2 separate regions of the Homo sapiens genome follow, and region 1 is linked to region 2. Evidence: read pairs that join two places in POLR2A ChIA-PET (ENCODE). Cell type or tissue: A673. All regions are shown on one strand. Each heading gives the region's core, and the rest is flanking DNA. Links, peaks and the distances in the headings are about the cores only. Region 1 overlaps HECTD4 (HECT domain E3 ubiquitin protein ligase 4). Region 2 has its middle 8.8 kb from the start of RPL6.

Region 1 (4,395 bases), core at 265-4,264, 80 kb after region 2:
TGAAGGTGTTTCATTGTCTGCTTGAGGCAATGTTCTTTTTAAAGTTTATCAAAAGCCTTTTTTGTTTGTCATCTTTTTGATGAGGGTCCAATTTTTGGAGGCTCTTTGCTTTGCCAGTAACACCTTTGGTGGTTGTCTTGACATCAGTAGAAGAATGTATGTTGATGTAATTAGCAATAACTTACCAACTTCCCATCTTGAATTCATACCAGCAGGGAAGAGATTCATAGCTTTAACTTGTAGCTGCAGATCATCTTCTTACCAGTTGTTGCTGCCATTTCCACCTCTGCCAGTTTATTTCTCTGCATTCTTAGATGCTTATTACATACGAGCCCCACCTTCCTGTTTCTCCTTCGTAATTTGTTCATTTATTTCTTCTGTTTTTCCAGAGCAGCCATTCCTACTTCTTTTGTAGATGATGTGTTTCATTCAACTACTGTAAGCTTTCTAGTTCAAGCTGATTACAAAGTTTTTCTACTTGCATCATTTCTTTTTTTTTTCTTTTTTGAGACAGGGTCTCCCCCTGTCACCCAGGCTGGAGTGCACTGGTGCCATCATAACTCACTGCAGCCTTGAACTCCTGGCCTCAGGCAGTCCTTCCACCTTGGCCTCCCAAAGTTATAGGATTACAGGCATGAGCCACCACACCTGGCCTTCTTCCATCATTTTAACCCACCCTGCCTCATTGTTGGAAAAGTGATTCCAGATCTTAGATGAGTTTCGAAGTTTTTGCCTTTCTTTCTTTTTCTTTCTTCTTTTTTTTTTTTTTTAGCAGACAAGGTCTTACTATGTTGCTTAGGCTGGAGTGCAGTGGCTATTCACAGGCACGATCATAGCCACTACAGCCTCGAACTCCTGGGTTCAAGCAGTCCTGCCTCAGCCTCCCAAGCAGCTGGAAGTATAGGCGTATGTCACCCACCTAGCTTACCATTTCTTTGTAATGTTTTTTTTTTTGGATGTCTTTTTCTTTCTTTGCCAGTAATACTTGTTGTCTAATTATAAGTTCTTTCTCCTTTGCTAATTGAGTAGCTTCTAATTCAGCTTATCTTTGTTTTTCTTTAGCTTCTTGCTTCTTTTGTTTTGGTTTTGTGTTGTTGTTTTTAAATTGTGAACTTTTTTTTTAGTTCAATTCAGTGATTTGCATATGTAGCTAAGCAAGGCAATTACAGCGTTTGCATTGTTTTGGAAATTCTTGTTATTTTATTGGGCTAAAATATTAATAACAAGTTTCTAAAGGCAAAATTTGAGATAAAAGAGTATTTTTCCAGTTTGTAAGGGAAATAAACTGCACTATGACCTTTCTTAATGTCAGTGCCAAAGACCTGGCAGAATTTTCTTTACTTTTGTCCCAGGCCTCTTCCCACCCTGACTTTCTGGTCTACTGTGAACCAGGCACCTCTATTGTCTGATAATCTGTTTCAGTGTGCTTGCTCCTAGAGTGCCCTCCTTTGTTGATTACAGTAGTCTGTTGGTTTTGATCTAGTCAAATTTATGTGCATAAACTCTTTGCATTGTAAATTTAGTTTGATTCTTGAGATTTAGTTTGATCTTGAGAGCTGGTTCCTTTCTTAGCTGATAGAAGATATAATGGTTTTATTATCCCCAGCTGCTGAAAATGGAGGCCTCCTGATAATTGAATGTTTTGGCAAGAAAACAATCTAATATGAATTGGATAAATCTCTACCATGTCACAAATTAAAATAATGGGTTAACACTATTAAGAATGGGGTATGCTGCCAGGCATAGTGGCTCAGGCCTGTAATCCCAGCACTTTGGGAGGCCGAGGTGGGCAGATCACCTGAGGTCAGGAGTTCAAGACCAGCCTGGCCAATGTGGCGAAACCTCGTCTCTACTAAAAATACAAAAATTAGCCGGGCATGGTGGCACACCCTTGTAATCCCAGCTATTAGGGAGGCTGAGGCAGAATTGCTTGAACCTGGGAGGTGGAGGTTGCAGTGAGCTGAGATCGGCCATTGCACTCCAGCCTGGGCAAGAGAGCAAGACTCCATCTCAAAAAAAAAGAATGGGGTATGCTTCACAACCAAAGAACCGTGAATAATCCATCATTTATTAAACATATATATATTAGGTTTTGAAGAACAGAGATAAAACTTGGTTCCATTTTTACTAGTACTCTATCTGGTAATAGGAGTTAGAAACTTTAACTTTTTTTTTTTAAGACAGAGTCTCACTCTGTCACCCAGGCTGGAGTTCAGTGGTGCGATCTCGGCTCACTGCAACCTCTACCTCCCGGGTTCGAGCAATTCTTCTGCCTCAGGGTCCTGAGTAGCTGGGACTACAGGCGTGGGCCACCACGCCTGGCTAATTTTTTTTGTATTTTTAGTAGAGATGGTGTTTCACCATGTTGGCCAGGCTGGCCTCGAACTCCTGACTTCATGATCTGCCCGCCTCTGCCTTCCAAAGTGCTGGGATTACAGGCGTGAGCCACCGCGCCTGTCCTAGAAACAACATTTATAACTCAAGATCATTTACTAAAGGTTTATGCTTCAATTTTTTTCCTTTTTTTTTGTAGTATTATTTTTTGAGACAGGGTCTCGCTCTGTCACTCAGGCTGTAGTGCAGGGCACCATCATGGCTTACTGCAGCCTCTACTTCCCGGGCTTTAGCAATCCTCCCACCTCAGTCTCCCAAGTAGCCGCAACGACAGGTGCACACCACCAAGCCTGGCTATTTTTTGTATTTTTGGTAGAGAGAGGGTTTCACCATGTTGCCCAGGCTGGTTTCCAACTGCTGGGCTCAAGCTATCCACCCACCTCAGCCTCCCAAAGTGTTGGGATTACAGGCGTGAGCCACCACGCCTGGCTTTATACTTCAATTTTCTAAAATAAATTATGGAGTTAATTTCTGACTTTCACACTTAACTATATTCTTTTATGATTTGGGCTCTTTCAATTAGGTCTAATCCCAATTTTCATGGAAGCATTAACAGAAAAGCCAAAAGGGGAACAATTCCATCAGCAAAGAGCTGGCTTTACAGTATACGTTTTCCATTTGATTGTAATTAAAATAATTTTTGGCGTTGACTATTTTGGGATATCATTAAACATATTTTCTTCCTTAGATGACTTTGGTGAAAGTAATATTTACCCACTTCTCCATCGTCTTTTTCCTTAGATTTTAACCTTTGAGACCAAGAACCCGTCGGAATTAGCAGAACGTTTGCGCTCTGTTTGTGGGAATCAGAGCAATGCCTATGCCCGGCTGCTGGAATACCGCCTGAATGCCTTGCGAGGACTGTGGAATGCCCAGCGCCAGCTGGCCTTAGAAGAACAGCATGAAAGGGAAAGTTCAGGTGATGAGGAAACTTTGGCCCTGCTCAAACGCCAGGGCTTGTTGCAGCAACCTGAGCAAGCGCCCTTCACATCGAGGATGGGGCTCCTGCTGGTCTTCCCCCTTATTCAGTCCCAGAGTAGAACAGACCCCTCTCTCTGTAACATAACTGCTGAGGTGCTATTGAACTGCCTTCGTGACTGCCAGCCTTTGAGCTTGACCAAGGAGCCTGCTGACTGTCTCAATGGAATTGAAACTTTGCTGTGCTCTTGGCTAGAGGAGACTTCTGACACAGGCCGACACATCCCACATAAGCAAAAAGAAAATGCTGCTGCTGCCCTGGTGGCTTTGGCTTGTGCCAGGTAAGGAAAATCGAATGTATCATTTGGTGACCTTGTGACTACTGCCACCTGGGTTGGGTGAATGAAGAAGAGGCCAAGTATATTTGATAGAAGTCTTAACATTCAGAAGTCCTTCTTTGCTTTCAGTATTGAATTTCACAGCCTTGACAGTGCATGAGATGCTTTCACCAAACTTGGCACCAGGTGCCTGAGTTGGAACCAAAGTTCATGTTTTCTGTTTCTGGTATACCATGATAACATCTTAACCAGCAGAAAATGGAGAATCAACCCTTGACATATCTAATTGTCCCTTAGATGGTTAGTGTTTTACATCAAGTAGTTAGCAGAGGATGTTATGTCTACTTCTCCTAGGAGGATGGTCAAAACTTTATAGAGCTATTAATTTTTCATACCTGTCTATAAGAAGTACATCAGCAAGCTAGTGGGCTATTATTCACCTGGACTCAGTCACAAAATTGGTCACAAATTATATTTTTGGACCTAATACTTGTTTTGATCAATTTAATTGGAAGATTTCTCAGTATATATCTAGATTTAATAGTAGTACACATGGCTGGACGTGGTGGCTCACGCTTGTAATCCTAGCACTTTGGGAGGCTGAGGTGGGCAGATCACTTGAGGTCAGGAGTTCTAGACTGCCCTGGCCAACATGGTGAAACCCTGTCTCTACTAAAAATACAAAAATTAGCCGGGCGTTGTGGTGGGTGCCTGTAATCCCAGCTACCTGGAGGCTTAGGCAGGA
Region 2 (4,395 bases), core at 166-4,165:
CTGTCGCCCAGGCTGGAGTGCAGTGGTGCCATCTCGGCTCACTGCAACCTCTGCCTCCCAAGTTCAAGTGATTCTTCTGCCTCAGCCTCCTGCATAGCTGGGATTACAGGCGCCTGCCACTCTGCCCAACTAATTTTTTTTTTTTTGTATTTTTGTATTTTTAGTAGAGAGAGGGTTTCACCATGTTGGCCAGGCTGGTCTGGAACTCCTGACCTCAAGTGATCCTCCTGCCTCAGCCTCCCAAAGTGCTGGGATTACAGACGTGAGCCACCATGCCTGGCATGTGTCTTTATTTTCTTTTACTTACCCACATGAGCTAACTTTCTAAAAGCACATATACTGCTTTTATAACAAAAGATTATTGTTATCTTAAAAAGCAAATTGCAGAAAATTATGTAAAATATCACTTTTAAAAAAGTATACGTGGGAGTGTATATTCATGGCAACTTGAATCTATGCTCCCAGGGAGAATAAAGAAAAGAAAAAAATATATAAGCTTAGTTTTACAACTATATAAATGTGTGCATAAATACAAAAGTTAAAAAGGAATACGATTTACACATGAACTGAAAACATGTCTACACAAAACCTGTACATAATTGTGTATAGCAGCATTATTCATAATTACCAAAACTTGGGAGCAATAAAGATGTCCTTCAACGAGTGAATGGATAACCTTGTGGTACATCCATACAATGGGACATCATTTAGTGATAAAAAGAAATGAGCTATCAAGCAACAACATACGTGGAGGAACTTTAAATACATATTGCTAAGGGAAAGAAGCCCATGTGGAAAGGGCTTCTTTCATATACTGTATCATATTATATACTCTATGATTCCAGGTATTTGACATTGTGGAAAAGGCAAAACTAAGGAGACAGCAAAGAGATCAAAGGTTGCACGTGGGTGGTGGGTGGAGAGGGAGAGATGGACGGGTGGACCACAGGATTTCTAGGACCAGGAATCTATTCTGTATGGTGCTAGAATGGTGGATATATGTCATTATCCATTTGTCAAAACCCATAGAATGTGCAACACAAAGAGCGAACCCTGGCCAGGTGTGGTGGCTCATGACAAAAACAACAAAAAGTGAACCCAAATGCAAACTATAGACTTTGGTTAATAATATATCAATATTGGTTCATCAGTTATAACAAATATACCACACTCATGCAAGTTTTTTTTTTTTTTTTTTTTTTTTTTTTTTTTAGATGGAGTCTCGCTCTGTCACCCAGGCTGGAGTGCAGTGGTGTGATCTCGGCTCACTGCAAGCTCCGCCTCCCAGGTTCATGCCATTCTCCTGCCTCAGCCTCCCGAGTAGCTGGGAATACAGGCGCCCGCCACCATACCCGGCTAATTTTTTGTATTTTTAGTAGGGACAGAGTTTCACCATGTTAGCCAGGATGGTCTCGATCTCTTGACCTCGTGATCCGCCTGCCTCAGCCTCCCAAAGTGCTGAGATTACAGGAGTGAGCTACTGGGCCTGGATTTTTTTTTGTTTCTTGTTTTTTTGTTTGTTTTTTTTTTTTTTTTTTGAGATGAAGTCTCACTCTGTTGCCCAGGCTGAAGTGCAGTGGCGTGTTCCCAGCTCACTGCAACCTCTGCCTCCCAGGTTCAAGAGATTCTCCTGCCTTACATCCCAAGTAGCTGAGACTACAGGCACACACCACCACCACCACACCCGGCTAATTTTTGTATATTTAGTAGACAGGGGTTTTCAACATGTTGGCCAGGCTGGTCTCAAACTCCTGACCTCAAGTGATCCACCCGCCTTGGCCCCCCAAATTGCTGGGATTACAGGCGTGAGCCACTGTGACCAGCTCTTACAGGTAGTTTCTAAGAGCACCTCCCCAGGTAAATCAGTTGCCCAAGAATCGCCATGTCAGGCTGCAGTTACAGGCAGTCTGGCCTTAGACGCCAACCACTTTACCTATCCTTTAAATGTCAGGTGACATTTTGTGTTATGGTGTCTTTATTCATTTATTTTTTTTGAGACGGAGTCTTGCTCTGTCATCCAGGCTGGAGTGCCATGGCACCATCTCAGCTCACTGCAACTCCATCTCCTGGGTTCAAGCGATTCCCCTGCCGCAGCCTCCCAAGTAGATGGGATTACAGGCATGAGCAACCATGCCCAGCTAATTTTTTGTATTTTTAGTAGAGATGGGGTTTCACCATGTTGGTCAGGCTGGTCTCAAACTCCTGACCTCAAGTGATCCACCCGTCTTGGCCTCCCAAAGTGCTAGGATTACGGGCGTGAGCCACCGTGCCCAGCCTGTTATGATGTCTTAAAGGATCAAATAATATTAGCTAATACTGACTGGGTGCAGTGGCTTACGCCTGTAATCCCAGACCTTTGGGAGGCCAAGATGGGAAGATCACTTGAACCCAGGAGTTCAAGACCAGCCCAGGCAACATGATGAGATCCTGTCTATACAAAAAAAAAAAAAAAAAAAAGAAAGAAATTAGCTGGGCGCCTGTGGTCCCAGCTACTCGGGAGGCTGAGGTTGGAGAATCGCTTGAGCCCAGGAGGCAGAGTTTGCAGTGAGCCATGATCATGCCACTGCACTCCAGCCTGGGCAACAGAGCAAGACCCTGTCTCAAAAAAAAAAAAAAGATGAAGAGTAGTAGCAACTATGAGTTTCAGCCTGTTAAACTCAAGACGTGCCAGAAATAATGAATTTTTCAGTTTTTATTTATTTTTTATTTTGGGACAGGATGTCACTCTGTCACCCAGGCTGGAGTGCAGTGGCATCATCACCACTGCTCACTGCATCCTGGACTGCCCTGGCTCAAGTGATCCTTCAGCTTTAGCCTCCTGAGTAGCTGGGACTACAGGTGCTTGCCACCATGCCCAGCTCGTTTTTGTTGTTGCTGTTTGTTTGTCTTTCTGGGTTTTTATTTGTTTTTGCAGAGACAGGGTCTCACCATGTTACCCAGGCTGGTCTTGAACTCCTGGGCTCAAGCAATCCTCCCATGTCGGCTTCCCAAAGTGCTGGAATTATAGGCATGAACCACTGTGCCTGCCCCAGTTTTTAGAAGTCGACTTGCTTCTGACTTTTAAAACCCTGTAGATTAAACTTTAGGTATTCTTAATTTTTTTTTGTCTTTTGGAGACAGTCTCACTCTGTTACCCAGGCTGGAGTGTAGTGGCACCATCTCAGCTCACAGCAACCTCCCCCTTCCGGGTTCAAATGATTCTTGTGCCTTAGCCTCCCGAGTAGCTGGGATCACAGGCACCAGCCACCAAGCCTGGCTAATTTTTTTTTTTTTTTTTTTGAGACAGAGTCTCGCTCTGTTACCCAGGCTGGAGTGCAGTGGTGCAATCTCAGCTCACCACAACCTCTGCCTCCTGGGTTCAAGCAATTCTCCTGCCTCAGCCTCCCAAGTAGCTGGGACTACAGGCATGCACCACCATGCCTGGCTAATTTTTGTATTTTTAGTAGAGACAGGGTTTTACTATGTTGGCCAGGCTGGTCTTGAACTCCTGACCTCGTGATAAGCCTGGCTAATTTTTGTATTTTTAGTAGAGATGGGGTTTCTCCATGTTGGCCAGGCTGGTCTCGAACTCTTGGCCTCAAGTGACCTGCCTGCCTTGGCCTTCCCAAGTACTGGGATTACAGGCGTGCGCCACCGCACCCGGCCTACATTCGGTATTCTTAGGGCTTGAGGTAGATCATATTATTCAAAAGATGGCAACAATATCTCCCACCCAATTTGGTATTCTTTTTTTATTTTTATTTTTTATATATTTTTATTATTATTATTACTATTATTATTATTATTATTATTATTATTTGAGACGGAGTCTTGCTCTGTTGCCCAGGCTGGAGTGCGGTGATGCGATCTCGGCTCACTGCAAGCTCCGCCTCCTGGGTTCACGCCATTCTCCTGCCTCAGCCTCCCTAGTAGCTGGGACTACAGGCGCCCGCCACCACGCCCGGCTAATTTTTTGTATTTTTAGTAGAGACGGCGTTTCACCATGTTAGCCAGGATGGTCTCGATCTGACCTTTTGATCCGCCCGTCTCGGCCTCCCAAAGTGCTGGGATTACAGGCGTGAGCCACTGAGCCTGGCCTATATTTTTGTTTTTTATTATACTTTAAGTTCTGAGATACATGTGCAGAACTTGCAGGTTTCTTACATAGGTACACATGTGCCATAGTGGTTTGCTGCACACATCAACCCATCTTCTAGGTTTTAAGCCCCACATGCATTAGTTATTTGTCCTAATGCTATCCCTCCCCTTGCCCTCAACTCCCTGACAGGCCCCAGTGTTTGATGTTCCCCTCCCTCCTGTGTCCATGTGTTCTTTTTTTTTTTTTTTTTGTTGAGACCGAGTCTCCCTCTGTCGCCCAGGCTGGAGTGCAGTGGCGCAATCTCGGCTCACTGCAAC

What was found. ChIA-PET counts read pairs that join two places held together with the same protein. Peaks named below come from ENCODE experiments on the same cell type or tissue, not always from the same donor. Only the 100,000 strongest peaks of a DNase experiment are listed, where the experiment ranks them.
Region 1: POLR2A ChIA-PET joins it to region 2 with 8 read pairs; 7 of 35 experiments call an interaction of 5 or more read pairs at or near these places.

Annotation. Positions count from the first base shown.
Region 1 is chr12:112,318,483-112,322,877 of GRCh38, reverse strand. It overlaps HECTD4 (HECT domain E3 ubiquitin protein ligase 4), which reads left to right. Exons shown (of 76, transcript NM_001388303.1): 2 at 3,136-3,653. It also overlaps the pseudogene LOC100421482. Among named protein-coding and RNA genes, the nearest start is that of HECTD4, 62 kb to the left of the region's middle. In A673, for the core only: no CTCF peak of the experiment used is centred there; no DNase peak of the experiment used is centred there; H3K27ac peaks cover 617 bases.
Region 2 is chr12:112,398,658-112,403,052 of GRCh38, reverse strand. No RefSeq gene overlaps it. Among named protein-coding and RNA genes, the nearest start is that of RPL6, 8.8 kb to the left of the region's middle. In A673, for the core only: no CTCF peak of the experiment used is centred there; no DNase peak of the experiment used is centred there.